Regions from separate parts of the Homo sapiens genome. Here region 1 is linked to region 2. Evidence: chromatin contacts called from ENCODE Hi-C or POLR2A ChIA-PET data. All regions are on one chromosome and are shown on one strand. The core of a region is the stretch at or near the end of the contact, and the rest is flanking DNA. Distances in the headings are between cores, read along the strand shown. Region 1 has its middle 28 kb from the start of CXXC1. Region 2 holds the start of ME2 (malic enzyme 2).

Region 1 (7,569 bases), core at 2,574-5,073, 560 kb after region 2:
ATCCTCTCTCCTGTCCTCAGAGGTTGTGAAGTGAGGCACAAAGTCCCAACCCTCTAATCATTAAAATATGCTATTTTTAAATTTTGCTATAATGTCATCAATCCAGTAATCTCTTTTTTGAATGAAAAATGAAAAATGTATTGTTTTTCTCCTCTTGGTCCACGTAATAGTCCCGATTATTTAATATAATAAATGTATTTAATTTCTCTTTTGCTTTATCAGAAAAACTTGCCCTAACAGATTCTTTGATGCAATTTGACTTTGATTTTGCCTGCTTAAATTTTTTAGTACAGATTTTAACTGGCATTTTCCCATCCAAGTTCTAACCAGGCCCAATCCTGCTTACGTTCTGAGATTGGATGAGACTGGGCACACTCAGGTTGGTATGCCATAGAAAACCTGGCGTTTTCTATTTCAGACTTCTGCATCTGCTGCTACTGTGCCTTCTCAGCATACCACATCACCGGTGTTTGTCCATCTTGCACTACTTCCAACTGGCATATGATTTGACCTATTATCTCCTTTATATCTTTAGCCTTTTTTTTCTGAATAAATGTGATAAAGGTATGTGACCTTCAGGAAGGCCTCCAATGCAGATTTTTTTTATAGTATCAGCAAGATCTTATCAAAGTTGTCACACTATAATCCCTCTCTCTGCTTTGCCAACTTCATACCTATTTTTTTCTTTCAAGTGATGATATTCTTTGAATAACTAGTTATTTCTTTCTTCCAGCATGTGTTTGTTTTTCACTCTCAGCTTGATTTGTTGTGCATACTTACACAATTTATCTTTTATATTAGTCATTGTGTTTTTCTATTTCATAATCTTTTTGTGCATATTACCCCATTGTTTGAAAACAATATATTTTTACTTTGTAGTTTCAGTGATCATTTCTTTAAGGTTTTTTATCGTATAATATATTCATTTTGTGCGTTCATGTTGTCACATGTATTCACTTTCCTTCTTTTTACATTCTGTGATAGGAGGTCTAACCAATATCTTTTGGTTCAGAGGGTAACTTTAGTGCGATAAAGCTCATTGTGTAGGTTACTACTTTAACATTTAGTTTTCAACATTATTGAGAAGGCACATCATGGTTATATTTTAGTTCAGACGAATGAAAATATTGGAACCTGATGATTCAATGTCTTACTCTGTTTATGTTGCTATCAAGGAATACCTGAGGTTCAGTAATTTACATAGGAAGGAGGTTTATTTGGCTCACAGTTCTGCAGCCTGTACAAGAAGCATGGCACCAGCATCTGCTTCTGGCAAGGAATTCAGGCTGCTTCCACTCATGGTGGAAGAGGAAGGGGAGCTGGTGTGTGCAGATCACATGGTGGGAAAGGAATTGAGAGAGAGAGGAGGAGGTACCAGGCTCTTCTCTACAACCAGTTCTCATGTGAACTAAAAGTGAGAACTCACTCACTCCTGCAAGAAAGGCACCAAGACATTAAGGGATCTGTCCCCAGCATCCAAGTACCTTTCACCAGGCCCCATCTCCAACACTGGGGATAAAATTTCAACATGAGACTTGGCAGGGCCAAATAAATTATAACATATCCCAACCGGCTTGGTGGCGGGTGCCTGTAATCCCAACTACTCGGGAGACTGAGGCAGGAGAATCGCTTGAACCCGAGGGGCAGAGGTTGCAGTGAGCCGAGATCACACCACTGCACTCCAGCCTGGACAACAGAGCGAGACTCTGTCTCAAAAACAACAACAAAAGAACAAAAAACAAACAAACAAAAAAACATATCCAACCGTAATATTCAATTTCTCTTTGCTTTGTTTTTCATTTATTAATTTGAGTTCAATGCTGCTTTCTCAGGTATTACTGCATAAAGTAGTCCATTATACTGAATATTGTTTTGGCTAATATTTCTTTGCCCAGTTTTATTATCTTTTGAATATCAAAATTCTTTTATGTTAAAATGTTAATATCCTCAATATATTTTCTCTGATCTTGATTTATAATTTTCATAATTTTTTCACCTGGCCCTTCTGAGATCTTATGATCTTGATTCTTTTATTTTGTTCAGTTCCACTCTTAGCATGGCAATTTCATTCTGTAATATGTCCTTTTTGTACAATAGATATTTTTCCTTTTCCTTGCCTTCAGAAATCTCAGAATTCTTAACGTTTTAAGTGGATAATTTCTATTTCTTTCTGCTTGCAAAGTGATGGCTGAAAATTTCATTCTGGTAGTTTTAAAAAATGGCCTCAAACTCTTTGAATCCCTTCCCATCAAGAGGTTGGTCTGTTTCTCTTCACCTTGAATGTTCGTGAGTTTCTGACTGCTTTGACCACTGAGTATAGTAGAAGTGATGCTATGTGACTTCCAATGCTAGCTCATAAGAGGCTATACAGCTTTTGACTTGCTCACACATACACACAGTAGCCCTAAGCCGCCATATAAAACTATGACTACTCCAAAGTCACTATGCTGTGATGAAGTCCAATCTACATTGAGAGGCCATATGTAACTCTTGTCATTGACAGCACACACTTTACTGTGTCATTAAAGCACACACTTTACTGGTCATTATAGCACAGGGACCAGACATAAGTGGAGAAGCAACTAGGTGATTCAGGCCTAAGCCATAGGAGTCATGCCCAGCAATTTGTCTTCCCAGATGAAACTTCAGATTTCCAGTGATTTTAGCACTGTTGTCAAAAATCAATTGACCGTAGATGTATGGGTTTATTTCTGGACTCTCAATTTATTCCATTAATCTATATGTCCAGCCTGATGCCATTACCACACTGTTTTGATACATACAGCTTTTTTTTTTTTTTTTTTTTTGAGACAGAGTCTCATTCTGTTGCCCCGGCTGGAGTGGAGTGGTGCGATCTTGGCTCACTACAGTATCCACCTCCCAGGTTCAAGTGATTCTCCTGCCTCAGCCTCCTGAGTAGCTGGGATTACAGGCACCCGCCATCACACTCAGTAGTTTTTTCTATTTTTAGTAGAGATGGGGTTTCACCATGTTGGCCAGGCTGGTCTTGAACTCCTGACCTCAGGTGATCTGCCCACCTCGTCCTCCCAAAGTGCTGGGATTACAGGCATGAGCCACCACACCCGGCCTGCTAGTACTCTTTTTCTGAGTACTCTTTTCCTCTGCCTTCATGAAAATATCTTTCACATCACTAAAAACAAGGCTGTACTCAGGTTTGTATATAAAAGTATTTTCAAATTAATTAATTAATTGAAACATTTATCAAGTGTTGCATCAATTTACTTAATCTTGAGGGTAATTAATTGCTTGAAAGGAATTATGATGTCTAATGTTTGCATAAAGTCTCTCATTATAGGATCTATTCTTGTTATATAATCAGACCCAGCTAAAGAGAAAGAAGGCAATTATCTCAGAAACTCTGCAGGAAACTTATTAAATGGGCTCATACCAATGAGGCAGGGAACTTAACTTCTGTCTTTTGACAATTTCAATGTACCACACAATTTTAATATTGAGACTACAACAGTGAAACGAATAAACTTGTGAAGAAATAAAGCCACCTGTGGGAACAGATATTTCACAAGGTGCAGCAAAAACTGCCTTAAATGAACAAGCAAATGTTGTTGGTACATGTTCTTCTAGAATAATGACATATACCTAAGTGTGAAAAGGCAATGCTGCAGCAAAAATTTGTGTTTCTCTAGTGTTCCTTCCATTCAGGTAATATAGGGGGAGGAGAGAAGGCTTGCTATGATTAGTTGACTCTATTCTTGCCTAACTGCTTAACACAGTATCTCCGTGTGGTGTCCTTGCTTGAGTACACATGTGTGGTTTCCTCCTGCCAATTTCTGAAAGCATTTGTAAGGTTTCAGTAACCTAGCCCTTAATGTACGAAAAATAATGACCAATTACTTACTGAGCTCCACTGAATAAGTCTACTTATTGCAGACTAAGTGTCTACATTCCTTGTCTCTAATTCTGTCATCAATCTTATAAGACAGAGATTCACCCCATATTACAGATGGGGAAACTGAGGTTCAGAAATGTTGCATTATCAGACCAAGGTTCCACATCTGACAAATGGTAAAGTCAGAATTTGAATGGAGGAGTCAGTTTCCCTGGCTCCAGTGCTTGTGTTTCATCTGTGACGTCATGATGCTGCCGCCCAGCTGCACTCCCAGACATCCCCTCGTTTCACAGACTTTTAATGACTCTCAAATAGTCACTCTTAATTTGAATCTTTTCTGTTCATTCTAGATCTTTAATAATTCTGACTTTGAAAAAAGATTAGGTAAATACACAGCTGCACCACACTTGTCCACCATCTGGAAAAAAAATGCCATGCTCTGAGAAATTTTAACGTAAGATTCTTAACACAGAAACACAATTTAATTGACATAATGAACTTCAAGAATAAAAAGATATTTGTGCAAGCTTTAAAGCAAGAAAGAAAAAATATCATGCACAATAGAAAAATCAGGCTAGTCAAAAATTTCTTCACAGCAATATTTCTGCTCAATATTTTACTTGAAAGACTTCAAACTTGCAGAAAAATGGAATACTGCTACTACATAGAACACCAAGATTTACCAACTAATATTTTCCTCATTTGTTTATCTCTATCTATGTATGGATTAATCACTTTTTTATTTTTGTATTCTCATTTTCTTTGAAAATTTTGTTCTCAACCATTTGAAGTTAGGATGCAAATATCACAACACTTCACATTTTTGTTGAAATGTTTCTACTTATGGGAAGATGAAATGTCCAACCCAAACAATGAATGAAAGATATCTTAAATTCTGACTACCTATAATGTGAGCTGGATGCCAGAGAGGCTCAGAGGTAATTGGAAATTAGAGCATTGGCCTCTTATTTAAACAATATAGGTGAATCAATGTAGGAGCTTTATGGTAGGAAATTTCTCCAATATTTAGTAATAAGAGATTTATAAGACTTGAAAGCATGAGTTAATCTATTTGAAGAAAAAGGAGTACATATCTCAGTCAGAATTCCAGCAAAATGTGCAGATAGTATTTAGGGAAAGCAATAAGCAATAGTAGGTTCCCTACAGTTTGCAACACCAGGGAACTATTACTACATCTAGCCTGGAAGGCAATGTTTATGGAAACCTATTGAGAACAGCTGTATGGGAGAGGGCCATCTGAGAGGAGCTGTGAAATTTGCTAGGGTACTTGGTAACCCATAGAGAATCGACAGGGAAAGATCTGGGACAGTAAGCACCCTCCCTCATTCACTTCCCAGGACAGCAACCACCCTCCCTCATTCACCTCCCAGTCTCTAGGTCTCCTGGTGATCCTCCCCAGTGATTAAACCAGCTGTAAGCCAAAAGTCAAAGGCTACTCATGAAACAGTCCACAAAGGTCAGCCCTCTGAGGCAGAGAGTACGGTGGCAAAAGGTAAACAGTGCATTTGTTGGACAAAAATGAAAGACAAAATTGTTAGACAAAATTATCTGCATATACTTTCTACCTACCATTCCCATTTTGGTAGAATAATTTTTACAACACAGACATAGTTACACACACACAAACAATTGTAACTGAGTACTATATATAGGTTACATAATTATATTTATAATATAAAGCTATTGTAATATAAAACAGTTGTAATACAAATCTGATTATAACATAAATAGACTTTGCTATTTTGAATAGTACTGCAATAAACATAGGAGTACAGGTGTCTTTTTGATAGAATGATTTCTTTTCCTTTGAGTAGATGCCCAGTAGTGGGACTGCTGGGTCAAATGGTAGTTCTATTTTTAGTTCTTGGTAAAATGTCCAATGTGTGGTAAGTAAATACACCAAGACACAAAGAATTGCAGCAGAGAAAGAGGTTTAATCACAAGGCAGCCAAACAAGGAGACTGGAGGAAACCTCAAATCCACCTCCTCAAGGAGTTTAGGATCTAGGGATTTTAAGGGGTTTGGATGGTTAGTGGGCCAAGGTATAAGGATCACTGATTGGTTGAAGAATGAAGGGTGACGTCATGGAACTAAAGAAATTGCATTCTTGCATTGAGTCAGTTCTCCTTTTGGTGTCTTCAGACTGGTGGGCATGAGCTGTCCTGCTAGAATTCAGGATCTGGGCCAGGCATGGTGGCTCATGCCACCATGACAGAGATTCATCCCAGCACTTTTGGAGGCCAAGGCAAGAGGATCTCTTGAAGCCAAGAGTTCAAGAGCAGCCTGGGCAACAGAACAAGATTCTGTTCCTACAAAAATAAAATAAAGTTAGTTGGGTGCGGTGGTAAGCACCTATAGTCCCAGCTACTTGGGAGGCTGAGGTGGAAAGATCACTTGAGCCCAGAAGTTTAGAGGCTGCAGTGAACTGTGATCATGCCACTGTACTCCAGCCTGAGTGACAGAGCAACATCTTGTCTCTAAAAATAATAATAATACAATTTTTAAAAAAGAATTCAGAATCTGAAAATCATCTTGAATGGAAAGTTTCAGACTTCTAATGCTAAAGATGCTATCTATAGGAACAATGAGGAAGTTCATGGTCTGTGTTCTGGCCTACGTGACTTTCGGTTAGTTAGCAATTACAGCGAAGTGGGCCAAAGTGTAGCCTGATTAATGCTTGACTGCCCTTCAGCCCAAAACCTGGCATGTTATTATGAGGATGGTTTCAAGAAGACAGAATGAGAGAGGAAAAACTAAAATGTAAGAATAAAATAAAGCAACTGAGAGAATACTAACGTGAGAATATTAAAAAGAATTTGGAAATGCCAATTTACAGAAATAACAGCCTTAAGAGTGGATACACATCAGTCATACCCTTATATGTTGGTAAAAATATGCATCAGTATATAATACAATGTGTAGAAAAGAACTAGCAAAGCAGACCTGAGACTGCTATTCTTAGAAAGGCCTGCTTGCAAAGTTGGCCCTTGGCTGACATCTGGGAACTTAACTGGTAAACAGGTACCTACACTGATATAAAACTTTCCCTTGGTCGGGCACAGTGGTTCATGCCTGTAATCCTATAACCTTGGGAGGCTGAGGCAGGAGGATTGCTTGACGTCAGAAGTTCAGAAGTTCTAGGCAATATAGCAACACTCCGTCTCTACAAAAATATTTTATAAATTGGTCAGGTGTGGTGGCACACATCTGTAGTCCTAGCTACTATGAGGCTGAGACAGGAGGATTGCTTGAGCCTGGGAGTTTAACGCTGCAGTGAGTTCTGATCAAACCCCTACACTCCAGCCTGGGTGACAGAGCAGGACCCTGCCTCTAAAAAAGTAAAATAAAATAAAACACTTTCCCTAAATGATAAGGGTGGCTCACTGTGCCTAGACTGTGTGGACAGTATGGTTTATGCTGAACAACTGCTTTCCATCTGGGTATCTGGAATCATGGTACATGGTAGGCAGGGAATGCCTATATGTCCAGCTCCCAGTAAAAGCCTTAGGGACAGTCTCTAATGACACCCCGATAACATATCACACATTGTCACACTCATTGCTAGAGGAAGTATGTCTTGTGCAACTCCACTGGGAGAGAACTCTTGGAAACTTGTGCCTGTGGTCCTTTGGACTTTGCCTCATGTGCCTTTTACCTTTGCTCATTTTGCCTTGTATCTT
Region 2 (6,599 bases), core at 1,702-4,201:
CATAACAGCACCACTGCACTCTAGCCTAGGTAAAAGTGAGACCCTCTCTCAAAAACAAAAACAAAACAAAATAAATCCTGGCTTTGCCATTTGCTAGCTCTGTGATGCTGAGTAAATCACAACCTCCCCAATTTGCATTTTCTCATCAGTAAAATGGGAACGTTAAACTACAAGACCTATTTAATAGGCTATTTTAAGATTTAAATTAGATAATTCATTAAGATGCTTATCACAATGCCCTCTAGGTGCTCTAGAAAGGCTAGTTATCATAAGCATTACTATTAGTAGTTGTAGACTAAGGTGGTCACAAGGTGCCTTCTAAATGCCTGCTTGTTTCTGCATCAACATCTTTTAATGATCAAATTAATATAAGAGGCTATAAGGATAATCATGATTAACATTTATTCAAAATATTTCAAATCAAATCTCAAAGTCAAGAATGAGAATCTGGATGGTATACAAATACAGGCAACATCAAATGTCATCCTAAACAAGTATATACAGAATATATTTTTTATCACTTTTGAAATTTGTACATATTGATCAAAGGAGGTACAATATGCCACCATAAAATCAAAATCGTAACTTTCAAATAAAATAGTTAATTTCTAATAAAAGTTATCTTTTTATAAAGTCAATGTAATTTTTATTTAGTGTGAATTTTGTCCTGTAATATTAATCCTTAGTAAATATAGGTTTTAATGTTATTTGTGTTTTAAAATACGGCTAGTTCACCGGGCATGGTGGCTCACTCCTGTAATCCCAGCACTTTGGGAGGCCGAAGGAGGTGGAGCACTTGAGGTCAGCAGTTCGAGACCAGCCTGAAAAACATGGTGAAACCCTGTCTCTACTCAAAATACACACACACACAAATTAGCCGGGCATGGTGGTGCATGCCTGTAGTCCCAGCTACTCAGAAGGCTGAGGCAGAAGAAGCGCTTGAACGCGGAAGGCAGAAGTTGCAGTGAGTGGAGATCGCAACACTGCACTCCAGCCTGGGCAACAAGAGCAAAACTCCGTCTTAAAGAGAATAAAATATGTCTAGTTTGTCTGAAATTCACCAAAATCAATTAGAGTTTTTAACTTAATATACAGATTATACATACATAGCTGTAAGTTTTTAATTTTACAAAAGAAGTTCCCAAATGGTAAATGGGTTTTTTCCTTTATGAATATTTTGTTTTCATAAATATATTAAAAGACAAAAACATATAAACACCCTCTAAGGGTGTCACCCATAAGCAGTTCTCAGAAATAGCTACTAAGCATAAATATATTATTCTCAAGAGAATATTTCTACAGAAGCATAGCCCAACATTTCCTATTAATGCATGATAAAAGTCATATTAGGAGCTAGGCGCGGTCGCTAACGCCTGTAATCCCAGCACTTTGGAAGGTCAAGGTGGGTAGATCACTTGAGGTCAGGAGTTCGAGACCAGCCTGGCCAATACGGCGAAGCCCCCGTCTCTATTAAAATTACAAAAATTAGCTGCCCTCAGGTGATCCACCCACGTCGGCCTCCCAGAAGTGCTGGAATTACATGCGTGAGCCACCGCGAACGGCCTATATGTATGTTTTTAAAAACAACTGTTTCTCTCATCTAATTTACAGAGTATTTGTAAATTGAAAATCAAAATTATGGGTACAACATCGCAATTAGCTTAACAACATGAGCAATGCTTAAGGAGTATACACGTTTAAGGGAGTGGGGGTGGAGGATGCAGCTATGAAGTTAGACCACTTGAGTTTGAATCTAGGCTTTGTCACGTTAAAACTGTGGTCTTAGGCAAGTTACTTAACCTACCTAAACCTTAGTTTCCTGGTTTGTAAAGTGGAGGCAGTAACAGTATCAACCTCAAAGGGTTATTTTGAGATAATCCGTGTAGAAACTAGCGCTCTGCCTGTCACTAGCAATTAATACATGCTACTATTGTTATCGTTATCAACTGCAACACTAACAGAAATAGCAATGCTATTAACCTCTTTGCTTAGAGGTGATAGCCACAAGCATCAGGAAGGTAAATCCACAGACAGAAGATGATAAAACGTTTTGTAAGAAAGCACGTGTTAATTTGATCACGCTTCTCACCACAAGCAACGTAAATTTTCTAGAATTATCTCTGGAACCAAAAAAGAAAGTCGAAACCTAGGACCACCTAGGTAACACCACATGCAGAGATAGTTATCGCCAGCGTGAAAGAAACACCTGCCAATCCCGGTCCACAGATGGCATTTAATAATAGACGGAATCGGTCCAATCTCAGAACTCTCCAGCCCGCAGCAAGTCTTTTTTTAAAGGGAGGAGCCACACACACAGCCTAACTCCTGCCGTTAACTCGGCCCGACTGAATAAAGGAGATAGGCTTGCCAAAGGGTTTCCAGCCACAGAAGTCCTTTTGTGGAGGGGTGCAGAAAGAGCGAGAAAGAGATGCTGGCGTTTGGAGGCCCAGGGCCTCGCTCCCGGGCGAGAGCGGGGCGCCCAGGCACCAGCCGGCGGAGGAACCTGGAAATCGCGCGCCGGGTAGAGCCGCGGCCGCTGGAACCTGGGTCGCCGCGATGTAGCCGGTCCCTCGCCCTCAGCCCGGACTCCGCAGACCGCTTCCCTTCCCCCAGCCCCCACCGCCAGGCCGGGAACGGCGGGGGCCGCACGCGCGGAGGCCGGAGGCGCGGCAGCGCTGGGCTCTCGGGGCCGGGCCAGGGGAGGCCGGCGCCCGCTCCTCTCCCGGACCCCCGCCCGGGCCCCACCGCGCCGGGCCTTACCAGAGGTCTCGCGCCGCGACAGGTGGTACACCCGGCGGAGAGGCCGCGCCCTGCCGCCCGCCCTGGCGATGCTCAGCTCCCGCGCCGCCCGGCCCTCCCCTTCTGCGAGCCTCCCGGAGCCGCCGTCAGCTCAGGCTCACACTGGCGCGGGCGGCCCCACACGCAGAGGCGGCCCGAAGAGCGGCCGAGAGAGGGGAGGGCGCGAGGAGCCGGCCAGCCGCGGGGCCCGGAAGGCGTGGCCCACGGTGGAGACGGACGGGCTCGCGGGCCAATTGGAGGCAGGAACCGGCCGGAGGGGCGGGCTCCGTCTGGAGGCTTAGCTGCCGGCGCTGGGGTTCCTGTCCTCCGCGCCTTCCTCAACCCAGCTCCTGGAGGTTACGGTTCTGAGGCGGGGCGGGCGGCCTCGTGGACGCGATGCTGAGGATGTGAGAAGTGCAGTGCGGAGGAGGAGGTGGAGCTCCGCCGCTCCATGAAGGAAGCCGGGGCTGGCCGACCGCGCCCCCCAGCACTCCTGGCCCGGGGGTCCCAGTCTCCGAACCCGCGGAGGCCAGGGAAGCTGGGAGTTGGGGTCTGTCCTGCCTGAGCCACAGAGGAAGGGGGAGAACGGGAGGGCAGGAGACGGCAAAGGAAGGAAGAAGAGGACCCAGGAAATGCGAGGCTTCCGCACTTCAGCGACGCTTTCACTTTCCGAGCTGTTTTGTGTGCTTAGGACTTGCTCTTCTGCAGAATTCTTTGCCACTCCTCATGGCTGCTGGCAAGGTTATTGGCCTGCGGTGAATTTACCAATCACCTCCACTGTCACAGTCACCATAAATAGATGCTCAATGTTCTGCCTCAGAAAAGCACCGGAACACTTAATTGTCTTGTCCTTGAAAGCCGCAGGGACCGTGCCTTCCAACATCCCTACCCCCGCCCTCCCAACGGTTGTGACATGGGAGGATATTTCTTCACCCTTATTTCAGAAAATGTTATCACCCAAAACTCTTTACTATAATGAGCTTGTGTACTCTTAAAACAAGGCATGGTAATGACAATTTCAAAAATAAGATGTAAAATATAAAAAAAGAGGCAAGGCAGAATAAAATTAAAAGTGATGGAAATGTAGGATTGAGAAGATGGAGTGGAAGTAGGGAAGAGTGAATTGCTCCCTCCTAAACTCTGACAATTAAATAAAATCTGGGGCAATCGCCCCTCTCTGAACATTGAAGGGTGGGGCCTGTGAGGAGGAAACTCCAGTTAGGTGATAATCCATAGGTGTGGTTGCTATAATAACCACCGCAGGCAAGGAGAGGTTATAAATATGAATGACCTAAAGTAACTCTGCTTGCCAGGAACTTACAAGATGCAGCAGGTTGGATGAAGGAAACTAAACATTACCAGTGTCTTTCTACATAAATGCTTCATTAGTAGAGGTGAAATTCTTTTGTCTTTGAAAGACAGTTGTGGGGGTGTTGGGGGGTAGATGGGGAATGGGGAGATGTTGGTCAAAGGGTAAAAAGTTTCAGGAGTAAGTTTTAGAAATATCGCACAGCATGGTGACTATAGTTCATAATGTATATTTCGCAATGGCTGAAAGAGTAGATTTAAAATATTCTCACCAAAAAGAAATAAGCATGTAAGGTGATGGATATATTAGCCTAATTTGATCATTCCACAATGTATTGAAACATTACATTGTATCCCATTGCATTAAAGTATATACATTTTTTTTCTTTCGAGATGGAGTCTTGCTCTGTCGCCCAGGCTGGAGTGCGGTGGCGTGATCTTGACTCACCGAAACCTCCGCCTTGCAGGTTCAAGCGATTCTTTTGACTTAGCCTCCCAAGTAGCTGGGATTACAGGCACCCGCCACCATGCCTAGCTGATTTTTGTGTTTTTAGTAGAGCCGGGGTTTCTCACCATGTTTCCCAGGCTAGTCTCGAATTTCTGGCCTCAAGTGATCTGCTTGCTTCGGCCTCCCAAAGTGCTGGGATTACAGACATGAGTCACCCGCGCCCGACCATAATTATATACAATTGTTTGTCAATTTAAAGAATTTAAGGACAGTTTGTCCTACATTCGAATAATCCCAGATTGAAAGTTGTAGAGAGCTATCATGGAGGGAACTTATTTTGCTTACATTGAAGTCAATTTATTCCTTATTAAATACCCGCTACTGTCAAGGAGGTAGAAACTGCTGTTTTCTGGTCTGCTCTGACAACAATTTCTTTCCCCTTAGCCACTTACAGTGATTGGTCAAAGGCTTCCTAATGAAAACAGAATTCCATCCTGGCTAACTCAGTGAAACCCCGTCTCTACTAAAAATACAAAAAATTAGCCGGGCTTGGTGGCGGCCGCCTGTAGTCCCAGCTTCTCGGGAGGCTGAGGAAGGAGAATGGTGTGAACCCAGGAGGCGGAGCTTGCAGTGAGCTGAGATCACGCCACTGCACTCCAGCCTGGGCGACAGAGGGAGACTCCATCTCAAAAAAAAAAAGAAAAGAAAAAGAAAACAGAACTAACTTTTTCTGCTACTGTGCACACACAGTCACCACAGAACACAATACTTCACCTTTAGTCACCAAAATGTGTGTGGGTTGCTCTTCACCAACAACCAGTTCTTCAGCTGTGACCTGGTGGGTGTCCTATCATTTAACTCAATTCTGATGCTATCTACCAGGAGATAGTGTCGCATCGCACAGGTTGAGGGCTCAGTCTCACAAGAGTGTCCCCCACTTCAGATGCCAGTCACAAGTCCCAGGTTGCCATTACCCTGTCACTGGGTTATATTAATTTGCTAGGATGGCTCACAAAACTCAAGGAAACACTTTACGTACGTTACAAAGGATGTCATAAAGGACACAGATGAACAGCCAGATGGAAGAGATGCATGGGGCACAGTATGTGGCAAGGGGTGTGGAGCTTCCATGCCCTCTCTTGGCTTACCACCCTCCATATGCCTTCACGTGTTCAGCAATCAGGAAGCTCTTTGAACCCTGTCCTTCTGGAGTTTTATGGAGGCTTCCTTACATAGGTGTGATTGATTACATCATTGACCATTGGAGATCAACTCAACCCTTATCTCCTCTTCCTTCCCAGGAGGTCAGGGGGCAGAGGATGGAGCTAAAAGTTCCAATCCTCTAATCACATGGTTGGTTCCCCTGGCAACCAGCCCCCATCCTGAGGCTATCTAGGAGCCCACCAAGAGTTGCCTCATTAGAACAAAAGATGCCCCTGTCACTCAGGAAATTCCAAGGGATTTAGAAGCTTTTTCTCAGGAACCAGGGCAGAGACCAAATATACATTCCTATTCTATCACAATGTCACAGGCTTCTTTTCCTTTACAATATAGTGACATATGGCTATTGAGTACTTGCAATGTGGCTATTTTAAGTTGAGATATACATTGGATTTGCAGACAGTGCAAAAACATGTAAAGAATGGAAATATCTTAATTTTTAAAATATTGATCACATGTTGAAATAATATTCTGTATATTTTCGGTTCATGCAACATATTATTAAAGTTATTTTTTAAACCTCTTTTACTTTTTAAATGTGGCTACAGAAAATTTAAAATTATATACGTAATTCCTATTTGTGGCTTGCACTCTATTTCAGTTGGATCATGTGGGTCTAAGGTGACCCTGTTAGAAACACATACAAGGAAGCTGACGGCCGGGGCTTCTGGAAAGCCTTTTTTAAAAAAAAGAACAGATTCAACTGGCATGTGTCTTTGGCTGTTTTGCTTCATCTCACTTTTTGCCACAGATGTGTAGTGGCATGGCACCCATCATTGGGCCATAAGATGACAAACAAGAGAATGAAGGCCTGCACTCTAAGGATGTCAGAGGAGTAGAAGAG

What was found. Hi-C counts contacts between places; a loop is a spot of excess contacts on that map. ChIA-PET counts read pairs that join two places held with the same protein, here RNA polymerase II (POLR2A). Pooled maps may share reads with other maps.
Region 1: a loop to region 2 is called in a pooled map, with 4 times the contacts of the local background. The contact joins the enhancer-like site here to the promoter of ME2 in region 2. A Hi-C loop is called at or near these places in 1 of 168 maps with a recorded cell type or tissue (CD4-positive, alpha-beta T cell) and 8 of 50 pooled maps. POLR2A ChIA-PET finds 5 or more read pairs at or near these places in 1 of 52 experiments (activated B cell).

What each region holds. Positions count from the first base shown.
Region 1 is chr18:50,311,830-50,319,398 of GRCh38, reverse strand. It overlaps the pseudogene RNA5SP458. Among named protein-coding and RNA genes, the nearest start is that of CXXC1, 28 kb to the right of the region's middle. Within about 2 kb of position 3,823, at least 3 of the 41 ENCODE cell types and tissues checked have a DNase peak (open chromatin) inside an H3K27ac peak, as active enhancers do.
Region 2 is chr18:50,875,470-50,882,068 of GRCh38, reverse strand. ME2 (malic enzyme 2) reads right to left here and starts at 2,951. Exons shown (of 16, transcript NM_002396.5): 1 at 2,761-2,951. RefSeq lists a silencer at 2,563-3,122 and an enhancer at 2,661-3,162.